2 separate regions of the Homo sapiens genome follow, and region 1 is linked to region 2. A link is an interaction called in ENCODE POLR2A ChIA-PET data of the cell type or tissue named here. Cell type or tissue: MCF 10A. All regions are shown on one strand. Each heading gives the region's core, and the rest is flanking DNA. Links, peaks and the distances in the headings are about the cores only. Region 1 has its middle 26 kb from the start of GRHL3. Region 2 overlaps STPG1 (sperm tail PG-rich repeat containing 1).

Evidence for each region. ChIA-PET counts read pairs that join two places held together with the same protein. Peaks named below come from ENCODE experiments on the same cell type or tissue, not always from the same donor. Only the 100,000 strongest peaks of a DNase experiment are listed, where the experiment ranks them.
Region 1: POLR2A ChIA-PET joins it to region 2 with 23 read pairs; 2 of 35 experiments call an interaction of 5 or more read pairs at or near these places.

The regions. Positions count from the first base shown.
Region 1 is chr1:24,288,020-24,299,232 of GRCh38, reverse strand. No RefSeq gene overlaps it. Among named protein-coding and RNA genes, the nearest start is that of GRHL3, 26 kb to the left of the region's middle. RefSeq lists a silencer at 1,082-1,329. In MCF 10A, for the core only: a CTCF peak has its summit at 4,322; DNase peaks (open chromatin) are centred at 4,192, 4,732, 7,982 and 9,082.
Region 2 is chr1:24,360,869-24,372,081 of GRCh38, reverse strand. STPG1 (sperm tail PG-rich repeat containing 1) reads left to right here. Exons shown (of 9, transcript NM_001199013.2): 7 at 2,243-2,408; 8 at 11,041-11,213. It also overlaps a transcript of GRHL3 not described here. Among named protein-coding and RNA genes, the nearest start is that of GRHL3-AS1, 44 kb to the right of the region's middle. RefSeq lists enhancers at 6,755-6,804, 6,569-6,863, 6,066-7,265. In MCF 10A, for the core only: no CTCF peak of the experiment used is centred there; DNase peaks (open chromatin) are centred at 2,701, 6,661 and 8,891.

The sequences.
Region 1 (11,213 bases), core at 1,395-9,394, 72 kb after region 2:
TGAAACTATATCATACAGACCCTTTTTCTTTCCACCATAATGCAGAATCACATCAATTACATCATTTCTTTCCAGCAGCAACTCTATCTTATAGGTGAAGAAAGCCATACAATGTCAAAACCAGAAGGAATCTTTGAGACAACCAATCTTTTAAAAGTTTAAAAGTACAATTCACTCTTTATGGCATACAGTTCTATGGATTTTGGCAAAGGTATGGATCTGTGTCCCCTCTACCACGATCAACATACACAATCGTTCCATCACCCTCAGAGGTCTCTCACGCTGCTCAGTTATTGTTTGAAGCTTTCATTCATTTCTTGTCTATCCACTGTTTACTAGGCTCCCGCTCTGCACTGCGATCTTTCTTTTTCTTTCTTTCTCTTTCTTTCTCTTTCTTTTTTTCTTTCTTTCTTTATCTCTTTCTCTCTCTCTTTTTCTTTCTTTCTCTCTCTCTTTCTTTCTTTCCTTCTTTCCTTCCTTCCTTCCTTCCTTCCTTCTTTCTTTCTTTCTTTCCTTTCTTCTTTTCTTTCTTTCTTTTTTTTTGACAGAGTCCCACTCTGTTACCAGGCTGGAGTGCAGTGGCCTCGGCTCACCACAACCTCTGCCTCCCGGGTTCAAGCGATTCTCCTGCCTCAGCCTGGGACTACAGGCACAGGCCACCATGCCCAGCTAATTTTTGTATTTTTAGTAAAGATGGGGTTTCACCATGTTGGCCAGGATGGTCTCCATCTCTTGACCTCATGATCCGCCTGCCTCGGCCTCCCAAAGTGCTGGGATTACAGGCGTGGGCCACCGCACCTGGCCAACTGCAAACTTTCTTAGTCCCCTTAACCACTCTGTGTAGTGGGTATTTGGTTCCCCTTTGCTCAAGGCCACACAGCTCTTAGTGACAGAGCTGAAATGTGAACTCAGATCCACCAACTCTAGTCTTAACTAGGAGTTAACTTAGTAGTTCTTAACTGCTGCTATCCAAGACTCGTTCATTTGCTGACTGCCCACCAGAGGCTGGGTGTTCATTGAAATACTTATTGAGCACCAGCTATGCGCTGCCCTATTCCAGGAACAAACAGGCCATGATCCCTTCTGGACGATGCAGCTTCTGCCCTGGTCCCAGACTGCTGGGGTGCTGGGCTCTCACCTGCCTCACCAGGGGCAAGTTCAGCGGTACAAAAGCACATGGCTGCCCTCTCTTCTTTTTCTTCCTCTTCCTCCTCCTCCTCTTCCTCCTCCTCCTCCTCCTTCTCCTATTCCTCCTCCTTCTCCTCCTCCAGCTGCTCTCCCCTCCTCCTCCTCCTCCTGCTTTCCTTCTCCATGTGCCAAGCCTGACAGCTTTCACCAGGAGAACTGAGAAGCCTCTCCCGAGGTCTGTTAACAGTGAGCTAAGGGCATGTCCCCTCTGTCATCCTTTTCCAAAGGAGAGGAAGATGCCCCACTTGACTAGCCCTCCTCCTCACCCAAGCCTTCCCTTAGGGTGGACATAACCTCCTCCGAAGCAGCAGCAGGGCTGCAGGACCAGGTGCACAGGCGGCGGCTTGGAGGGCCCTTGCACAGACCACTGTGTTTTGCAACCAGGAGCGGAAGGGAGGCTCAGAAAACATCCCCAGGAGCAATGACCCTGGTGGCCTGAGGGCTATTTCTCCCATCACATAAGCAACTACTGTCTGGGGTTTCAAAATCCTTTTTCAGGCTTCATCACTAAAAAGTGTTTTACTCCCAAATGACCTGTTGTCATCCTCCTGATCTTCTAGAGCTTTTTTTTTTTTAAATAAACCCCTCCCCTTGCTCAAGGTGAGGTGATGCCAAGACTGTCTAGGCTTAGCTTCAGGCTTCCAGCTGAGGAAGCTGAAGAGATTCAGTAGCAGAAGCCTCATAAAGAGAGGCTTCCCCCAGGGCCCTGCTTGTTCCTGGCTCCTGCTGAGGAGCAGACATAGACCAGACAGGCTGGGACATAGGGCTGGTTCCATACTCAAAATCCTGGTTGCCTTAACCTGGGTTTAAACAGCACATTTTGATAAACAGCCCCGCTCTGAGAACTGTACAGTGTTGCTAAACCCAGCCTCTCAGGGTAAAGCAAGGCAAGGGGAAAACAAACATTTTATGGCTGTGGAAAGACAGCCACTCCGGCCCCGTGCCCTTCTGTGACAGCTCTCATTACAGGAGAAGCTAGATCTAGAGGGAAAAAAGGGCCACACAGTCAAATACAAATATGGTGAACAATGATTTCTCTTTATTGTTTTGAAACAGAGTCTCGCCCTGTCACTCAGGCTGGAGTGCAGTGGCGCGATCTCATTCACTGCAACCTCCGCCTCTGGGGTTCAAACGACTCTCCTGCCTCAGCCTCCCGAGTAGCTGGGATTACAGGCGCCCACCACCAGGCCCCGGCTAATTTTTGTATATTTAGTAGAGACGGAGTTTCACCATGTTGGCCACGCTGGTCTCGAACTCCTGACCTCAGGTGATCCACCCACCTTGGCCTCCTAAAGTGCTGGGATTACAGGTGTGAGCCACGGCACCCAGCCTAATGATTTCTCTTTAGCTTCAACTCCCTGGGCTTTCTGGACGGTAGGGCTGAATTGAAGAAGGCATAAAAGCAGAAATTAGCCACTGACCTTGAGATATTTTTGTCTGAATCTGGGAGACAATTTTAAGCTAAGCTGGGGTTGGATTTACCAGAAATATCCAGGGGTTTACTTTTATTATTTATTTCAAATGTAATATATGTTTGTGGGAGAAAATTTTCAGAATTACCAAAGGCAATAAATAACTAAAAATTTAAAAACATTACTCCACCATTCAATGCTGATATTTTAAAACCTTCCAACCTATTCTTTCCATAGTAGATTTTTTTTCACAAAAATGGAATCACAGACAAGATATTATGTTTTATAAGCTTGCTTTTTTCTTTTTTTTGAGATGGAGTCTCGCACTGTCACCCAGGCTGGAGTGCAGTGGCGCGATCTCAGCTCACTGCAACCTCTGCCTCGTGGGTTCAAGCGATTCTCCTGCCTCAGCCTCCCGAGTAGCTGGGATTACAGGAACCCACCACCACGCCAGCTAATTTTTTTTATTTCTAGTAGAGACGGGGTTTTACCATGTTGGCCAGGCTGATCTCGAACTCCTGACCTCATGATTCACCCGGCTCGGCCTTCCAAAGTGCTGGGATTACAGGCGTGAGCCACCGCGCCCAGCCTAAGCTTGCTTTTTTCCAAAAAATGTATCAATAGATTTTGTTGTTATTAATGAATGTATCAATAGTTCTTAAGCCCACTGGGCAAATTATTAAGACTCTGTAACTAGAAATGATTCCCCCGCAGCATCCTGAGAGATGAACATGATTCCGCACAGTGACTTCAGGGTGGCTTATTAAGGGGATAAACTCCTCCACCTCTTCTTGTTAAGCATGTCTGTTCGACAGTCCAAGCCCAAGATGAAAGGCAAGTGGCATGGCTGAATCAGCACTTTGGTCCCACCATGCCTGCCACCTGTTTTATTAAGCGTGCCAGTGTGTCAAGTGCTGAGGAATGAAAAGAAGGGTGTTGTTGTCAACCGTGACTTTATCCCCTCACTCCAGGCCTTCCCTCAGCCACCTCAGCTGGAGAGGCCTTGAGGCTGAGGAAAAAGTGCCTTCCAGGAAAGCAACTGCACACATTTACCTCAGAAAATAGGAAGCCCCCAAGAGCAGTGAATGAAACATTACTTTGCTGTCTTTGGAGGCCAATTTCCAGGTCTCTCCATTTTAAAATGAATGCAGATACAAAATCTCCTCAGTCCCCTGTAGCCGCGTGTGTCGTGTTTGTCCCCTTGGGACAGAAAATGGTGAGCTTATGTCCTGTGGTGAGCAAGAGCCCCCCTTGACCTGAAGTAGCTTCCATCCGTCCCTCAGCCTCCCCCTTTTCCTTTCCAGTAAAGAAACCCAGTTGCCTGGTACAGTGTCAGACTTTGCAAGGCTGTTAACGACCTATAAAAGTCCAAAGACAGACTACTCCAGAAGGAGGAATCACTGACTAAGGAAATCCTGAATGCCCTAAGCCTGCTCATTAACAAGAGGCGAATAATAACAGCCAAAGTGGAGAAGCTCATAAATTACCCAAGGAAGCCCAACGAAGTTGGGGGGTGGGGCCTGACCAATGGAATCCAGGGTTCACTTCTGGGGTTAATGGAATCCTGGCTGGTCCCTGGGATTGCCCAAGGCCAGGCGTGGTGTTTCCTTCCTGCCTTGCTGGGAGAGGTGTGGAAGTTTGAGGGAGGTGATTATTGCAGAGTCACCAGCAAATCAGGGCGATACTTGCTCTGGGCCACAGAGGGAAGTGGGTCACGCACTGGAGAGTATTAGAACTCCAAGCTTTGTCTTGGCGATGTGCTCCCAGATAAGTAAACAACATCCCTCCCTTTCCCTCCCCCTACTGGGCATCTTCCACTCCCAGTCATTTATCACAGGCTGAAGAAAACACATTATTAAAAAGAAAAAGGAAAGGCGGGGAGGAAGACCTAGGACTTCTCAAACCCCTTTCCTTCCAAGAGCTCCAGGCTCCATGCTATGATCACTATGAGCTTCCCGGACGGGCTTCCACACCCCCAGCAAACTGGGGGATGAGTTTAATTTGCTTTCCATTAAAGCTCCTGCTACTTACTAAAGATTTCACAACGTAATGGCTCAGTATAAGCAAAATGGAAGCCCCAGGCATGACTCAGCCCACCTTTTCATGACTCAGGATCTGGAAGAAATTGGAGAATGTATGATCAAATCTCGCCTGTGGCACATCCAGTACGAAGAGGTTTCCCAATGCCCTGATGTTTGTGTCTGTGTAGACGGTGATTTCATCACTCCACCAATAAAGCCTAACAGTACCAACAACAGCAAAAGAATATGGTAGCTGACCCTTATGGAGCCTTATCCATCCCAGGCATTAATAGACACACACGTTTCCTCCTCCGGCCCTCATGCTAAACTCAAGAGGAAACCTAGGCTCAGAGAGGTGACGTGACTGCCCAGATCGCACAGGGTGAGAGCCATGGCCAAACTCGGGGCCCAGTTCCCTAACTGTAGGACTACAACCACATTTTGGTGCCATATTTGATACAAACTCAGGTAGAGGTTAAGATCACGGGCCAAAGAGCCAGAAAGTCCTTGGAGACTGTCTTGGCCGCATACTTTAGGGTGAGTCACTTTGCCTTCCTGAGTCTCACCTGTAAGATGGGGGAAATAATACCGTTTGTGAGGATTAAATGAGATTCTTCACATAAAACGCTTAGCACACTTGTAATAAGTTGTCTGTAACTGTAGGTTGCCATGGACTGGGAGTGCCGGCTTCTGGGGGCACCCAGGTGGGAGGGTTTGGGGAGGGCCCCAGCAGGGCCCTTAGAGGAGCCGCAGAAAGCAGCGTTTGCCATTTCCACAATTTCGATGAAACCCATAATTATAACCCCTCCTGCCACCCCTGGCCCTGGGGCAGTGATAGAATCTTGCTGCTTTCGGGGTCAGGCCTAATCACCACATGGATGGGCAGGCACAGGGTGCTGTGGGAGATGGGTGGGGGACAGGTGGGAGAGGGCACTTGTGTCTGAGTCAGGCAGCAGGACACACCCAGAACTGCACCGTGGCGCACCCACCCAAATGCAGAAGCTGCTGCGGCCCCTTTCACAGGAGATCGCAGAGTGAGATTGCAAGGCCTAGAATTTCTGCCCAGGTTTTTTTCCCTCCTCCCACCCTAGGAGCACATATGTAACATGCTGAATTTGAGCCAAAGTCATATTAAATAACAGCTCCTCTGAATTGAGTTCTTACCGTATACCAGGCCCTAGGCTGGACACGTTTTATTTATATTCTAATTTAATCCTCACAACAGCCCCATGGGATGGTATCAGTTGGGTACACATATGTAGCAGTTACTATGTGCCAGGCACTGTTTTAAGCATTTCACGTCTATGACTATCCACGCCTATGAGGGGAGTACTATTATTTCTCCCTTTTTACAGCTGGAGAAACCAAGGCACATAGAGTGAAGTAATCTGCTCAAGGTCACAGGGCTAGAAAATGAGGGAGCCAGGTCTCAAAGCAGGGCAACTGGACCTGTGCACACACTTAACTTCTACATTACAAGCCTTCTCTACCCCACGAGCTACTGTTATTATCCCCATTTGGCAGATGAGCAAACTGAGGCTCAGAGACCAGAGCCAGGATCTGGCGCCAAGACCCATGCTCAAATCGTTATACCAGACTGGCCTACACTCTGACTGCAGTGCGTCTTTTTTTTTCTTTTTTTTTTTTTTTTTTTTTGAGATGAAGTCTCGCTCTGTCGCCCAAGCTGGAGTGCAGTGGCGCAATCTTGGCTCGCTGCAATCTCCGCCTCCCGGGTTCAAGCAATTCTCCTGCCTCAGCCTCCCGAGTAGCTGGGACTGCAGGTGCGCACCACCATGCTGGACTAATTTTTTTGTATTTTCAGTAGAGACAGCGTTTCATTATGTTGGCCAGGCTAGTCTCAAACTCCTGATCTCATGATCTGCCCGCCTTAGCCTCCCAAAGTGCTGGGATTACAGGCATCAGCCACCGCGCCCGGCCAGTGGGTCTTTTTTCAGTAGGACATGAATGATGTGATTTAAGGAAAAGAGAGGGGCAGAGAGCCCCAGTGCCTAGAAATAACCACAGCCAGTAGCCCTTACACCTGTAAGTGTTACTTTTCTTCTCATTTTATGTATGAAAAAAATTAAGTCCAGAGAGGTGAGGTCCCTGTCCTGCCAGGGAGCAACCGGGCTGAGGCTTGAACCCCTGACTCCTGAGCCAAAGCCCCAGTGTGTCTCTTCTTCCAGGCAAGGTGTCTGAAATTCCACTCTAAGAAATTCATTATTTGGGTCCTGAAAGTGTTTGGCCTTCAAATCATTTAAAAAGAATTTGTTGAGCAGCGACCTTATTCCAGATGTTGTGCTGAGTCAGGGGTTTTCACACTGTGTTTGAGGCCTAGAAGCTCTGAGACAGCGTCCCTGGTGGGTCTGAGATGCTCACACAGGTGGGGCTGCCCCCAGTCCCCTTCCCCATTCTGCCAAGAACTGCTTTCTTATATCTGTTTTATTTTGAGATACGTATAGATTTTGCTTTTGAAGAGAGAGTTCCACAACTAAACATGCTTTAAAATCACTGTATTTGGTCCTGGGGACGTAGAGGTGGTCTGTCATGTCCCAGCTTCAAAGAGCCACCTGGGACAGACAGGAAAACTCATTGCAGTACAGCTTAGCAAACCCCCAGGCAGGTGTGAAGTGCGGAGACAACGCAAAAGAAGAAGTGATTTAGCTCTGGGGCAAAGGAGGGAGAAGGCTTTCTAGAGGAAGGGACATTGAACTGAACTTGAAAAGACTCTGGATTCTCTGAGCAGCCGAGGTAGAGAGAGCATTCCAGGTGGAAGGAACAGCATGGCCAAGGCACAGAGGTGTAGTGGGAAGTGTATTGAGGGAACCTGAAGGAATCCTGGAATGGAAGGTGTGGGACACCAGCACATCGTCATCAGCTAGTGGCTGAAAGTGGAGTAGGTCACTTTTAACCATGCTTTTACGGTTAGTGTACTTATGCCGGGTCCTATGCTGGGCAGCGGGGACAAGGATATGAGCTAGACAGAGCTCCTTGCTCTCCCAAATCTCAACATCTGGGGTGGGGAGGGGTGAAGAAATTCAGCCCGGCTCCTGGTCAATGAGAGTTTCTTAGGGTGGGATGTGGGGGGCTGGAGATGATCAAGAGTTAGTTACTGAAGCCCAGAGCAGGGCAAGGCGTAATGCATTTTAAACAGGGATGGCCAGCGAGGGCTTCACAGCTAAAGTGGCACCTGAATTGGACTTGGAGAGGTGGGGATGATTGTGAGAGTCGGGGGTGGGAGAACACATTCCAGGCCAAGGAAGGAACAGCAGCAGGAAAAGCCTAGACACAGGAATGCACAGGGTGTGAGCAGGGAACAGGGAGTAGCTGGCTTGGGTGCAGCATCGGGTACGGGAAAGGACGTAGAAGGAGATCAAACTGAAAATGTCTGTTAGAGCTAGACTGTGGAGAAATGGGCAAGAGGCAAGCAAAGGAGTCCACACCTGAGGATCTGAGCAACAGGATGAGCAGGGCACAATACCAGCCCTGTGTCATCACCACCTGTGGGGGGGTCCACCTCCTGAAACACCTCAGAGGGACCAAAGCAATCGCAGCCCAGAGGGCAGCCTCTGGAGCCAGCTGCTCCACTAAGCAGCCACACGACCTTGAGCTTGTTACTTGGCTTCTTGGAGCCTTGGTCTGCTCATTTGTAAAATGGGCACAGTAACACATCTCCTAGAATTGGTGTGAGAATTAAATTAGTTAATACACTCAAAATGAACAGAACACAGCTGGTCACATGGTAAATACGGCTATTATGCTAGCGCTTATTATTTAAAAGACCAACTCATTTAATTTATCTCCTTTTCCAATGATGAGAAGGAGAGTTCTCCAGAGAAGGAGAACTACGAGAGGAATTCCATTTCATTCGTTTCTCGGTTCTTTCATAGTTTGGTCATCCAGTTGGTGGGTCAGGCATGCCTCTTCTTTCCTTCTTTTTCCTCTCTTCCTCCCTGCTTCCACAAATACTTTTTTTTTTTTTGACATGGAGTCTCGGTCTGTCACCCATGGTGGAGTGCAGTGCACAATCTTGGCTCACTGCAACCTCCACCTCATGTGTTCAAGAGATTCTCATGCCTCAGCCTCCCCAGTAGCTGGGATTATAGGCACCTACCACCACGCTTGGCTAATTTTTGTTTTTTTTTTCAGTAGAGTTTCATCATGCTGGCCCTGCTGGTCTTAAACTCCCGACCTCGAGCAATCCACCCGCCTCAGCCTCCCAAAGTGCTGGGATTACAAGCGTGAACCACCACGCCCGGCCCACAAATACATATTGAGTGCTAACTCTGTTCATCGCTTTCTATTCCGTGTCAGGGAAGTTTGGGTGAGACACCCAGTACACTCTAGGTCACTATTTTTTCAACTCATAGCCCTTCACAGGGCACTGATCTGTGCCAGGCCCTGTGCTGAGTATGGGGAATACTGATGCGTAAGCTGCTTCCTGCCCTGGGCGAGTTGCCATCCTGGCCCTGCGCCCGGGACTCTTGACTGTTAACCATAACCCCGTGGGATCCATGCTAAGCAGTCCCATGGGAAGCCCAAGGAGAGAGTGGAGAGCCAGGGCCACAGCAGAGGAGAGGGGAAGGCTGTCATTGCAAAGCGGAAAAGTCCTGATTTGGCCTGTGTCATGAAATCCTTTTATTGCTTACAAGTTTCAACATTCAGATTATTTTCTGAATAGCCAGAGAGGAGCTGAATGGGACAAAGAATTTATGAAAATGATGCCAGCCCGGAGTTCTGGTGCAGACAGGCCTTCTCTAAACCTTGGTTAAAATCACCCTGTGTATAGAACACAGGGTCCTGGGCCAATGATGATAATAGTAACAATGCACTTTTTTGTTTTTTGTTTTTATGAGACAGGGTCTCACTGTGTCACCAGTATGATCATGATTCACTGCAGCCTCCAGCTCCCAAGCTCAAGTGATCCTCCTGCCTCAGCTTCCCAAGTAGCTGGAACTACAGACATACACCACCACACCCAGCTAATGTTTAAAACTTTTTTTTTCTAGAGAGGGGATATTGCTATGTTGCTTAGGTTGCTCTTGAATTTCCAGCCTCAAGTGATCCTCCCACCTTGGCCTCCCAAAGCACTGGGATTACAGGCATGAGCCATCTCATAATGGCCGGTTTTTTAGCACCTACTGTGTATCGGGCACTGTGCTAGGTGTTTTACAGACATCATTTCATTTAATTCTCACAACAACTCTGCAAAGGAGATGAAATCTAGTTCAGATATGGACACCTAAGGTCACACAGCTGACCAGAGGCCTGGCGTGGCACCAGGGAGCTCGCAGAATGCCAAGTTGAACCTTAAAAGTATCACCAGTCAATCCTCATCCTTTGCAGATTCCATATTTGTGAATTTGCTTGCTTGCTAAAATATATTTGCAACTCCAAAGTCAATATTCACAGGGTGTTCACTGTCTTTCACACACGTGTGGAGCAGCAAAAACTTTGGGCTGCCCGATGCTACATTCCCAACTGAGGCTGAACAAAGCAAGGCCGTGCCCTCTTGTTTCAGCTGTCATACAATCAACAAATGTCCTATCGTGCTCTGTTTAATTCTGCACTTTTCACTTTTTGTGCTTTCTTTGGTGATTTTGCTGTTTAAAATGGCCCCCAAGGCTGAGTGCAGTGGCTCATGCCTGTAATTTCAACACTTCGGGAGGCCGAGGTGAGAGGATCGCTTGAGCTCAGGAGTTGGAAACTGGCCCGGGCTATATAGTGAGACCCTGTTTTTACAAAAATAAAAAAAATTAGCTGGACATAGTGGTGCATGCCTGTGGCTCCAGCTGCTCAGAAGGGTGAGGTGGGAGGATTGCTTAGGCCTGGGAGTTAAAGGCTGCAATGAGCTGTGATCACACCACTGCACTCCAGCTTGGGCAACACAGCGAGACCCTGTCTCAAAATAAATAAATAAATAAATAAATAAATAAATAATAAAATAGCCCCTAAGTGTAGGGATGAAGTGCTGTCTAGTGTTCCTAAGCTGTGATGTGCCTTACAGAGAGAAAATACATGTTAGATAAGCTTCCTTCATGCATGAATTACAGTGCAGTCAATGTTAATGAAGCAACAACTTACACTAAATAAAGTGTGTTTAATAGAATCACACATAAAACAAGGTTCCATATTGCTTGGTTAATGAAAATGTGATCAGTGGCTCACAGGAATTTCACCTTGGATATATCTAGGAGCAATGGTTCTGTATTTGGGAAGTCAGCGTTTGCGGTGACTTTATAGGAGGAGAACTACCGTAAGTAGTGAGTGTCAACTGTATAGAACAACACAGAAGTTCTTCATTCAATGTACTTATCTCTGTCTCTTACACATGCACACACATACATACATACATACACATTTATACTTTTTTTTTTTTGAGACAGGGTCTCACTCTGTTGCCCAGGCTGGAATGCAGTGGTGCGATGTCTACCCACTGGGGCTCAAGTGATCCTCCTGCCTCAGCCTTCCGAGTAGCTGGGACTACAGGCATGCACCAGTACACCCAGCTAGGTTTTTTTTTTTTTTTGAGATGGAGTCTCATTCTGTCACCCAGGCTGGAATGCAGTGGCGTGATCTTGGCTCACTGCAA
Region 2 (11,213 bases), core at 1,915-9,914:
CTCAGCCTCCCAAGTAGCTGGGATTACAGGCATGCGCCGCCACGCCCGGCTAACTTTTGTATTTTTAGTAAAAACAGGATTTCACCATGTGGGCCAGGCTGGTCTCAAACTCCTGACCTCAAGTGATCCGTCTGCCTCGGCCTCCCAAAGTGCTGGGATTACAGGTGTGAGCAACCACGCCCAGCCCCACAGCTGGATTTTAATCCAGGCTCATCTAGTTCAATATCTGGTACCTTCAGCTCACCCTCCACCCCAGCTTCCTGGCGGCTGGCTCTCTCTGGTAGTGGCAGCATAAATGCCTTCTATTCCTTGCTTTTGCTTTTCATTGTTTTCTGTATTTTGTAATTCAAGTGTTGCTATAACCTTTTTAGTAGAAATATATATACAAAACAGAGAATATGAGAGATAGTTATCCAGTATTGTAAATGCTGCTGACATCTGCTTCTTTAAAAATTTAAGCATATACTGGGAACATTTTTTTTTTTTTTTTTGAGAGGGAGTCTCGCTCTGTTGCCCAGGCTGGAGAGCAACGGTGCAATCTCGGCTCACTGCAACCTTCGCCTCCTGGGTTCAAGTGATTCTCCTGCCTCAGCCTCCAGAACAGCTGAGAATACAGGTGCACACCACCACACCTGGCTAATTTTTTAAATATTTTTAGTAGAGATGGTGTCTCACCATATTGGTCAGGCTGGTCTCAAACTCCTGACCTCAAGTGTTCTGCCCACCTTGCCTTCCCAAAGTGCTGGGATTATAGGTGTGAGCCACCGTACCCGGCTGATACTGGGAACGTCTTTTCATGTTAGTAAAAATCCTTTCGGAACATCATTTTAAATAAATATATAGTATATTCTTATATGATAGTACCATAAATTAAGGAGCCAGTATTGTCTTATTGAAAATTGTGATTATTTTGAATTGATTGCTAATATGAATAGAGTGGTGGAGAACATCCATTCACAGGGCTACTGACAACTTAGGGGTGAGATCGCTTCCTCTTCACCCCAGTTTTGGTCATTCTCTTCTTCCTTAAAGCTTTGTACACAAATTCATTTTATTCTGTCACAGTTTCTTGAGACAGGGCATTGTGGTGTGGTGGGGAAGTGTGGGCTTTGGAGACAAGCAGACCAGTCTCTACATAGTGGTGCTCAACACATACATGTTAGCTGGGCATGATGGCTCACACCTGTAGTCCTAGCACTTTGGGAGGCTGAGGTGGGGGGATTGCTTGAGCTCACAAGTTCAACACCAGCCTGGGTAAAATAATGAGGCCTCATTTCTACAAAAAAAAAAAAGCTGGGCACAGTGGCTCACGCCTATAATCCCAGCACTTTGGGAGGCCGAGGCAGGCGGATCACGAGGTCAGGAGATCGAGACCATCCTGGCTAACATGGTGAAACCCCATCTCTACTAAAAATACAAAAAATTAGCCAGGCGTGGTGGTGGGCATCTGTAGTCCCAGCTACTTGGGAGGCTGAGGCAGGAGAATGGCGTGAACCTGGGAGGCAGAGCTTGCAGTGAGCTGAGATCACGCCACTGCACTCCAGCCTGGGCGACAGAGCGAGACTCTGTCTCAAAAAAAAAATTTTTTTTTTAATTTGCAGGGTGTGGTGGTACATACCTGTAGTCTCAGCTACTCGGGAGACTGAGATGGGAGGATCACTGAGCCCAGCAGGTCAAGGCTACAGTGAGCTGTGATTGTGATTGTGCCACTGCATTCCAGCCTGGACAAGAGAGCAAGACCCTATCTCAAAAAAAAAAAAAAAAGATAGTTGTTGATTGCATGATATTTACAAAGCATCCACTATGTGCTAGGAACTTAAAATATTATTCAACTGTCATAACAACTCTGTTGTCAGAAGAATTATTATTCTTAGTTTATAGAGAAGGAAAACTGGGCTCCAGCAAGGTGGAGAGATTTGTCTAAGTCCCTGGTTAGATGAATGTCCTTTGGCAAATTATTTAACAATCTCTGAGTCTCAGTTTCCCATGTGTAGAATGAAAGCAGTAATACTCATCTTGCCAGGCTAGTGCGAGAACTAAATCAGCTAAGTGTGTGCTTCCCGTGCCATCTGTTCTCTGCATGGTGAGGATTGTTTTTGGCTATCTCAGTCAGCCCTTCCACTTGGCCATCCTAGAGTGATGGTGCCTTGCAGCCATCAGGTGTGTTCTTAGGGGTAAGGTACTGCTTTTTATTTACTTGAGAAGAGTTCCTTATTCTGTCCTAAAATTTCTTTCTCCTTAGGGCATTATGATATCAACGAATCCCTTGTGAAGCAGTCGCCAAATACATTAATGTCTTGTTTTAAATCAAAAACCAACCGTGGATTAAAACTGACGTCAACAGGCCCGGGACCTGGTTATTACAACCCCAGTGATTGCACAAAAGTTCCAAAAAAGACTCTTTTCCCGTGAGTCCCAATCATTCTGGTCTTTCTTTTGAAAGGTGGTTGTGGGGAAGAAGCCCAACATAGAGAAAAGGATGGGGTGTCACTGCTTGGCAGAGCACAGTGCCGGGCCACTCTCTTCAGGGGCCCTTAGTCACACATAATGATGCTCAGTAAATGCCTGTTGAATGCCTGATACTTATTGAGCAACCACTGTGTGCCAGGAACTTAAAATTGTATTCAATTATTATTATAATCCTGTTGTAAGAATTGTTACTCTTACCCCATAGAGGAGGAAGCAAGGCTTCGGATTTGGCGGGACATTTGCCCAAGTCCACACAGCCAACTTGAGGAGCCACAGGGAATTGGCTCAGGACTAAGTCTTTCCTCATTCCCTGTGATGCTGGATTCCCCTGGTGCTGACATTGTTCTATTTTTGTAACATAAAATCTTCGCTGGAGTGGCAGGACATTCAGAAGCAGTCAAGCTCTCATAGCTTTATACCGATGGAAGTTTAAGCCCTGACTTTCGAGTTGGTGATACCTGCTGGATTTGTACTTCAGCTCTGCTGTTTTTATGCTCTGTGACCTTGGGCAGAGTTCTAACCTCTCTGAGCCTCCATGCCCTCATCTGTAAGGTGGGAATAATTCCTGCCTCGTAGGATTTTGCTTTCAGAATTAAAAATACATGTTTGGCTGGGCGCAGCAGCTTGCGCCTGTAATCCCAGCACTTTGGGAGGCCGAGGTGGGCGAATCACTTGAGATCAGGTGTTCGAGACCAGTCTGGCCAACATGGTGAAACCCTGTCTCTACTAAAAATACAAAAATTATCCAGGCATGATGGTGCACGCCTGTAATCCTAGCTACTCGGGAGGCTGAGGCAGGAGAATCACTTGGACCTGTGAGGCCCAGATTGTGGTGAGCCGAGATTGCGCCACTGCACTCCAGCCTGGGTGACAGAGTGAGACCCTGTCTCAAAAAACAAAAAAAGTAAATAAAATATATGTTTGGCATTGGCATTGCAGCTGGTGACTCAAAATTAACACAGATTTTTAAAAGTAAATACAGGGATTTTTGTTACCCTGTTTAATATCCTACACATTTTATATTACTCTCACCTAAGAGGCTCAAATACTCACAGAGCTTATTTATTTCTCGAATGGTTCTAGAACTTCTGGAACTAACTGCAGTTAGGGTTAGTCCTCCTGTTACCATCTCAGCTCTCACCCATGCGTAGCCCCTCCAGACAGAGCTGGCCACTGGGAGGGCTGGCCAGGTGGGACCAACAATATATCCTCTTGGGCCCCTCCAGAGAGATCAGGCAGGTGTTAGGAGCCATAGCCACAGTGGGTCAGAAGTCCAGGCAACCCAGGGAGGCTGCCAACATTGGGCATAGTCTGATCATCAGCCTAGGGCAAGGGGACCACAGTTAGAGAGAGGTGCAAGTTGTGAATCTGCCAAGTCGAACTTAAGATCTGGAGAGGGGATTGAGACCTCAGCTGGAATCCACCAGAGGAGTCCCTTCTGCCCTCCAGGTCTAGGGCTCTGCAGGCTGGCCTTGTACAGGCTGTAGGGCTAGGGGCTGGGGCAGGCCAGTCTCCAGGAACAGCTCTGTCTCTGGAAAGTCTCTCTCCAGAGACCTCCCGCCTCCAGGCTGGCATGCGGCATCTCTACAAGTAACTATTCCCTTACTCTGCCAGAGAAAGAGTGGTCAAGAGGACAGGTGTTGGAGTTGGCCGACCAGAGTATGAATCCCAGCTCTGTACCTTCCAGAGACTTCTCCTCTCTGAGCCTCAGTTTTATGTTATTAAGTAGAGATAAGGATCTTATCTCGTAGGGATTCCATGAAGATTCGATGAGAAGATGTTGGAAAATAGCTATTACCGGTTGGGCATGGTGACTCACGCCTGTAATCCCAGCATTTTGGGAGCCCAAGGCAGATGGATCACTTGAGGCTAGGAGTTTGAGACCAGTCTGGCCAACATGGCAAAACCCCATCTCTACTAAAAATACAAAGCTGGGCGTGGTGGAGGGCGCCTGTAATCCCAGCTACTCAGGAGGCTGAGGCAGGAGAATTGCTTGAACCGGGGAGGTGGAGGTTGCAGTGAGCCGAGATCATGCCACTGCACTCCAGCCTGGGTGACAGAGCAAGACTTGGTCTCAAAAAGAAAGAAAATAGCTATTACCCTTATAATGATAGCTGTGGTTATTGTATATCCTATAGACCTACTAGGCTATATTATACAATACAGCTGTTATTTGGCATGGCAGCTCAAGCCCCCAGCCCAAATTTGGAAGCTTCTTCAAGGAAAATGGTGAAATAACATAAGAGTGGAGGATGCTCAATTTTTAACTGCTTTATCTGGAGAAATATCTTCTGGCTTTTGCTCAAGTTTGAACAGGTGGTTTGAGATCGTTCTTATTTTATGGCGTTTGCATTTGTCAGTCAGCAGACTCTATAGATTTCTAGTTCTGTACTGGAGGCTCAGGTGAACAGGACACCACGCCTCCAGCCAACCTCATCTGGGAACAGCCTCGAAGCCAGGTGGAGGAGCCTGCAGCAAAATGCCGGGTTAGGTGGCCCCAGGGGTGTATGGCCATGTACAACCCATGGGGCCGTCTTCCCACTGGGCAGTGCAGCGGGACTGCGTGTCTGGGGCTTCTAGGGCTCGCTGGCTCTCTGTCAATGCTTCACAAATAAAAGGTCTTTGGTTAATAAGTCTGAGAAGCACTGCATCGTAACCCTCTGCCCCTGAGAACATCGCAGTCTGCACAGGCATCTTAAAGGCTCTGAGAAGGCCTGCAGTAAAGGAACCTATTAACCCGCTGTCTCCTAAACTTGGGTTCACCCTGATGAGGGGATGGTGCCCCAGGCTCTATAGCACGACATTTGTATAGCTGGCTCTGTGGTCTGGGGCTGCTCTGGGCACCTCTCTGGGTCTTCATTTCTCTATAAGCGAAAGAAGGGTGTCTGCATTTCTGACACATCAGAATCCCAGGTTTGCTCACCATGGACTCAGGAGAGCACACAGGGGACAACGAACGTGGAGCCAGCCTGGACCCACAGAGGAGGTCCAGATTATGTATTTTAAAATTAACGTGGGAAAGATGAAGCTAAGAAATTTATCATTTTATTTGGAAAGCAAGAAGATAAGACTGGTAGGCTTTGGACTATTCTAAAAAAAACATTTATCTGTTCCCGATGAATGATGAAGAAAATGATGTAATGAAAAGAAAAGACAGCTGAATATCAGAGTGTTGAGGAAATATCCAAAATCCAGTTTCTCAAATTCCAGTTCTGTTTTCTCCTGTGTCCCTGGAGGGAAGAGAGGGACAGGAGCTACACGGGTTCCTGAGGTCAGTAGACCCCTGAGGTGACCCCATCTGCATGCACCTTCCCTTAGGACTTTGTCCACATCAGAACTAATCCTCTTTAGCTCTCCACGGCTACGTGGAGCGGCGGTGACTTGCCGCCATGTTTCTTTCTCGGGAACACACGCGTGCCATGCAGGGGGAGACCTGCCCTCATCTGTCTTGGGTTGGAGTTGATGGGCTTCCCATTCTTGGGCAGAGTTACAGCTACAGAAATGCTTTTCTGGATCTGCTTTCTTCAGGGTGCAGGAAGCATCAGTGCAGATATGAATTCTCCCTGGAGTTTTTAGTCTCATGTTACTGGCCAAAAAATGTAAAGCCCAGCCGTGAGAGGATGGCTGGATATGACCAAAGCTCAGGAGGCCACCATTAGGGCAGGGAACGGCTGATCACGTCCCCTGAAGAGGCCATGGAGGCAGCGTGGGCAGTGGATTGATTAGCGTAGGCCCCAAAGTCAGTACCATGGAACCTCCACTTTCCCTGCTCACCAGCCCTGTGGGCCTGGGGGAAGGGAGGTCACTTAACTCCCAGTGGGTTCAAAGTCATCCTTGGTGAACCAGGATAAGAACACCTCATAATGTGGTTGTAAGGATAAAAGGAGATAACCCACAAAATTCACATGGTAACTTGTATTTTTATCAAAGCAGGTGAGCGGGTCCTCTGTGTCTTCCTAGGGTTTCTAGTGTGGCCCCGCAGGGCGGATGCTGTGCTTGGGGCTGGCTGTTTGTTAGCACTGGCATTTCTGAGCTCCTTAGCTAAAGGTCATGCCATCGGGTGTTCCTTGGCCATGGCCACCTTGCTGACTCAAAGCTAAGAGGACTTCTCAGCTTCCAGGGTGTCTTCAGAAGCAAAGTGAAGTATCAGCCAAGGTTTCGCTTCTGAGGTCTTCAATATCCGTCACAGTGATGACTCAATCACTTAGGGTGAGTCAGGGTGAGAGTTTTGGAGATCAAAATAGTTCCTCCTAGGCAATGCCTTCCAACTCATGCTCCCCAGCAAGGAGGTGCAACACTCAGGGCCATTTTTCTAACCCTTGATCTGCTTCCTGGAGTTTTAAGCCACTGGATTTGCACAGACACGCTGTCTTGTCACAGCTAGAGCTGAAAAATCAAGCCCCGTTGGCCCCACTCCAATTTTGGTAATTAGATTGGACCCACCCTAACTTCCCCTGGGATTTTCAATTAGATATGGGATGCTTCTTCCCAAGCAGCTGTAATCTGTCACCCGCTACCCTGTTAAACAGATACTGCATTCCACCCCAGAGGCAATCGGCTGCCCTTTAATGATGAGAAAAATTGCCCCTTTATCCCTCCCAACCCTGGGAATCCCTGAGGCGAGTGAATGTGTGCCTGGGAGTGTCTGGAGGGTCTCAGATGCTTTCCCCAAGTGGCCTGCTGAGTCCTCTAAGACATTCATTATTCTTAGGTGATTTGCAAACAGCTCACATTGGAAGCTGCAAACACACTTAATCCAGTTGTGGCCAACTCAGAGCCTTTGATAGATGTTTTCTTTCCACGGGGCAGGGCCAGGTTGGCTTTTATAACTGAGCAATGAGGCTCATAAAAGCCCTGGTCACAATGCACTGTGGGCTGCCCTGGGTTTGATCCAGCCTGACCTTTGTGATTTGTCAGCCCCACCTCGACATGGAGGGACCAGCCCTGGATGAGGATGAAACTGTCATGTGGGCCTCAGATGCCTGGGCTCCTTTACATGCTGCCAGCCCTCTGCTTTTCTCTGCACTTCAGCAAATGTTCCCGGGATAGGGCTAGGGGCCTCAAAGCTGAGGAAGACACAATACCTTCCCTTAAAGAGCTAGGCAAGTAAAAGCCATAGAAAATGCAACATTTTAAATGCAAAGTAATAGCCAGAATGTATTCAGGGGCCACATACTCTGAGCTGAGAGCTCTCAGATGTGACCTGCCGTCGTCCTTCCACCTCTCCTCCAGGTGGGTGTGTCATTCCGAGTTTACAGTGAAGTGCAGGCTGTTGACGGTGGTGGGGCTGGGATTTGAATCCAGGTCCCTCTGCCTCCAAAATCCATCTCCAAAACCCATGTTCCTCACTTGAGTCACAGGATGGGAACATTCAAGACAGTCAGGTGGGGGGTGGCGAGACAGGCGTGGGTGGAGGAGAGAAGTTTCCCTGGAAGAAAGTGAGAACGTCAAGAATTGAATTCGAGTTTGCAGGGAAAGTTGGTGTTTCTCACAGAAGGAACAGCAGGGACAAAGGCATGGAGTTGCTGAACTGTGTTGTGTTGGGTGTTTCTGGAAGGTAAAACGGAAGCAGCAGGACATGGGAGATTAGGCTGGATTGAGAGGCCATAAATAGATCTTGCCTTTAAGTTTTCATCAGGGTTTGTAAGTGGGGAGTATCAGAAGCAAGTGAACAACCCAGGAAATCACTGGTGAATGGAGGGTTGAAGGCAGTCTAGGTGCTCAGCGTCTGTCTCCTTGTGTCCCAATTCCTGCCATAACAGCTACAGCTTTCCCCATTCCATGCTTTTGCTCCTGCTGTTCCCTCTGCTGGAAATGCTCTTCCCCACCTGAAGATTTTCTGGATTTCTGGATGGATTTCTGGATTCATCTTGTTGGAATTAATGTCCCTCTGTCTCTGTCTCTTTCTCTCTGCTTTCAATGCAGTTTTTTATTTTAACCTCTATTCGAACAGATTTCATGTTTTTAAACAAATGTTACAAGTAAAGCACAATCTTCCTAACAATCTGGGTAGTAGGTATTATTTCCACTGTTTTACAGATGAGGAAATTGAGGCTTAAGGAGGTTAAGAGCCTTTTCTAAGAACACATAGCTGTTGAACGGGGAAGTGGGGATTCAAACCCAGCTCTGTCTGAGTGCAAAGCCTGTACTGCCTGAAGTTGTCACCAGTCATGGCTGTTGCTGGCAGCGGATTGTCAAGCCCTTAAGGACACTCAAGTCCGTGTCTTAGTACAGAACTGCCTGGATTCCCAAGCATGCCTGGCCCAGAATCCCACACATGGCTGGTGCTCATGAAAGATCCATAGTGCTAGGCTGAAGGTTCTGAGCCTCTCCTGGGCATACTGAAGGAGTGGAAGACAAGAAACCTCTCTAACCCATCTTGCCAAGAACACTGGTGAGTCATTAACTCAGCGTGCTCCAGCCTTCTGCAGGCTGTCCTTGGCTAAGAAAGCAGACACCTCATGGTTTTCTCAAAGAACAGGGTGGGAATCTTGGGCTTGGAGTGACCCAGACCAGTGATGGGGTGACCTCATATAATGGTTGATTTGTTCCAGCTGTAATTTCCAGGAATCAAACCTGTCTCTCCATGATGCCAGCCACAAACTCATCAAATGTCTGGAGGTGTTTTGAAGGGGGAGCCACAAGCCAGAACAAGGAGAAGCCAGCTTTTATTTATAAGGGGAGAGGTTGTTGATTACACCCTGTAACCAGTTCTTCCATGCAGATTCATAGCAAACAGGGAGGCAGCATGTCCCCCCTTTCCCTGTGGGTACCTTTGTTCTAAATATAAGCATCCACGCCAGCTGCTCCTCCACCACAAGATGTGAGCCCAAGCACATTTATGATGGCTTTCAGTGTCCTCTCTGACCAGGGGGGTGTCCCCTGCCTCAGCATGACTCTGGGGTGGAAGGGCCCTGTCAGTCTTTTACGAGGCTCAGTTGCCTGTCTGTCACCAAGCAGCACACATTGATGCTGACACAGGGATCATCAGAAGAATAACAACTACCTTTATTGAGCACCTACTATGTGCTGGTGCTCTACTAGGTGCTTTACATACCTTTTCTCTGTTCATTGTAACTCCTTTATAAAGTTAGTGTCATTGTTCCTTGCAATGCTGTGTATACTGACGCTAAGCTATAGAGAAATCAGGGGCCTTGTCTTACAGCCAGTAAGTGGCATGACTAGAATTCAGCCTCAGGTTTGTGTGTGACCCTTAAACTCAGTCCCCTCCGCCATCATGCTTTCTCCATATTGCTAGGTGCCAAACACTTGAGTTCTATGCCAGCATTCCTACAAAGGTGCCTATAACTGGATCGGTTACTTTGTCTCTCCGGACACCAACATTTTTAGAAAACTAAGGAGGTTGAAGAAGACATCACTTGGGTCCCCTCAAGCTCTCTGTGTTTAAGAAGTTGTTGGCTAAAGTGCAGTAGTGCCCCAGTGGCCAGGAATCCCAAGTCCCCTCCTTTGCTTGGATGGGCTGGCTCCCTTGGTCATTGAGTGCTGGGGGAAGCTGGGGAAGGCTCCCTTGGCCATTCAGTGCGGAGAACCTCCTCTCCCCTTTTGGTGAGAAGCCTTTTAGAAGAAGCCTTGGGTGTGAGCCAGAAGGAGGCGGCCCTTCTATTACATGGTTGGGAGAGTAGCATGATTCCTGTAACAAGCGCAGAAGTCTCTGACAACCCAGTGGAACTTTGAATCAAGGCCTGATGAAAGGTCACAGCAGGAAGGGACCTCAGAGGTCATCTTGTCCAACCCCTTCCTTTTACAGATGGGGAAACTGAGGCCCAGAATGAGTTAGTGACCAAGCTAGGACTCAAGTACAGGTCCGGTCTTTCATTTCATGTCTCAATATCAGAGATAAAAGATAGACTCCCTTTCTGGAAGGAGGGGAAGACAGACTTGAAAACAATGGCGGTGTGAGTGGTAAAGGGTTATGCAGAGTCTCTTGATTTCCAGCCCGGTGCTTTTCCACTCCTGCCTCCTGCCTCCCCAGGATGATATTTAGTAGGATTCTGGAATGTCAATGTTACAGTGGCCTCTAAAGACCTGCTGGTCTTGGGATGGCAAATCTGTGGAATGTGGGATGCTTCTTTCTCTTCCCTGACCATGGCAGGCATCACAAGTGGGTCACTAAGGCCTCTTCCCATTGAGTCCATATGAGGCCTCAGTTTTTTTCACAGAACTCCAGCCAGGCACTACCAATCAATCAGAGTTGGCACATGAGATATACACGGCCTGCCATTTCTGGTTAGCTCCACATCTCCAGCAATGCACACTGAGCTCTCACTGTGTGCCAGGCCTATCCTGAGTACTGTGTTTTAGGTACGTCATCTCATTTATCCTGACAACCCTGACCTCAAAGTAGGTCCCATCATGATTGCCATGTGCAGATGAAGAAACAGATCCAGGGGTCCCCAGCTCACTACCAGTGGAGCTAGGGCTCTGCCCCAGTGCCGTGACCAGTCCTCTTCCAGACAGCTTGCTGCTGTGCAGGTCTTGGCTGTGTCTAGAAACTGTGCCTTCCCCACTAGACTGCCTTAGTGACATCTTCCCGTTTTATCTTTCCCAAAGGAAAAACCCCATCCTGAACTTCTCTGCTCAGCCTTCGCCTCTGCCTCCGAAGCCACCTTTCCCAGGTCCTGGTCAGTATGAGATCGTGGACTACTTAGGCCCCCGCAAGCATTTCATCTCTAGTGCATCATTCGTGTCCAATACCAGCCGGTGGACAGCGGCGCCGCCTCAGC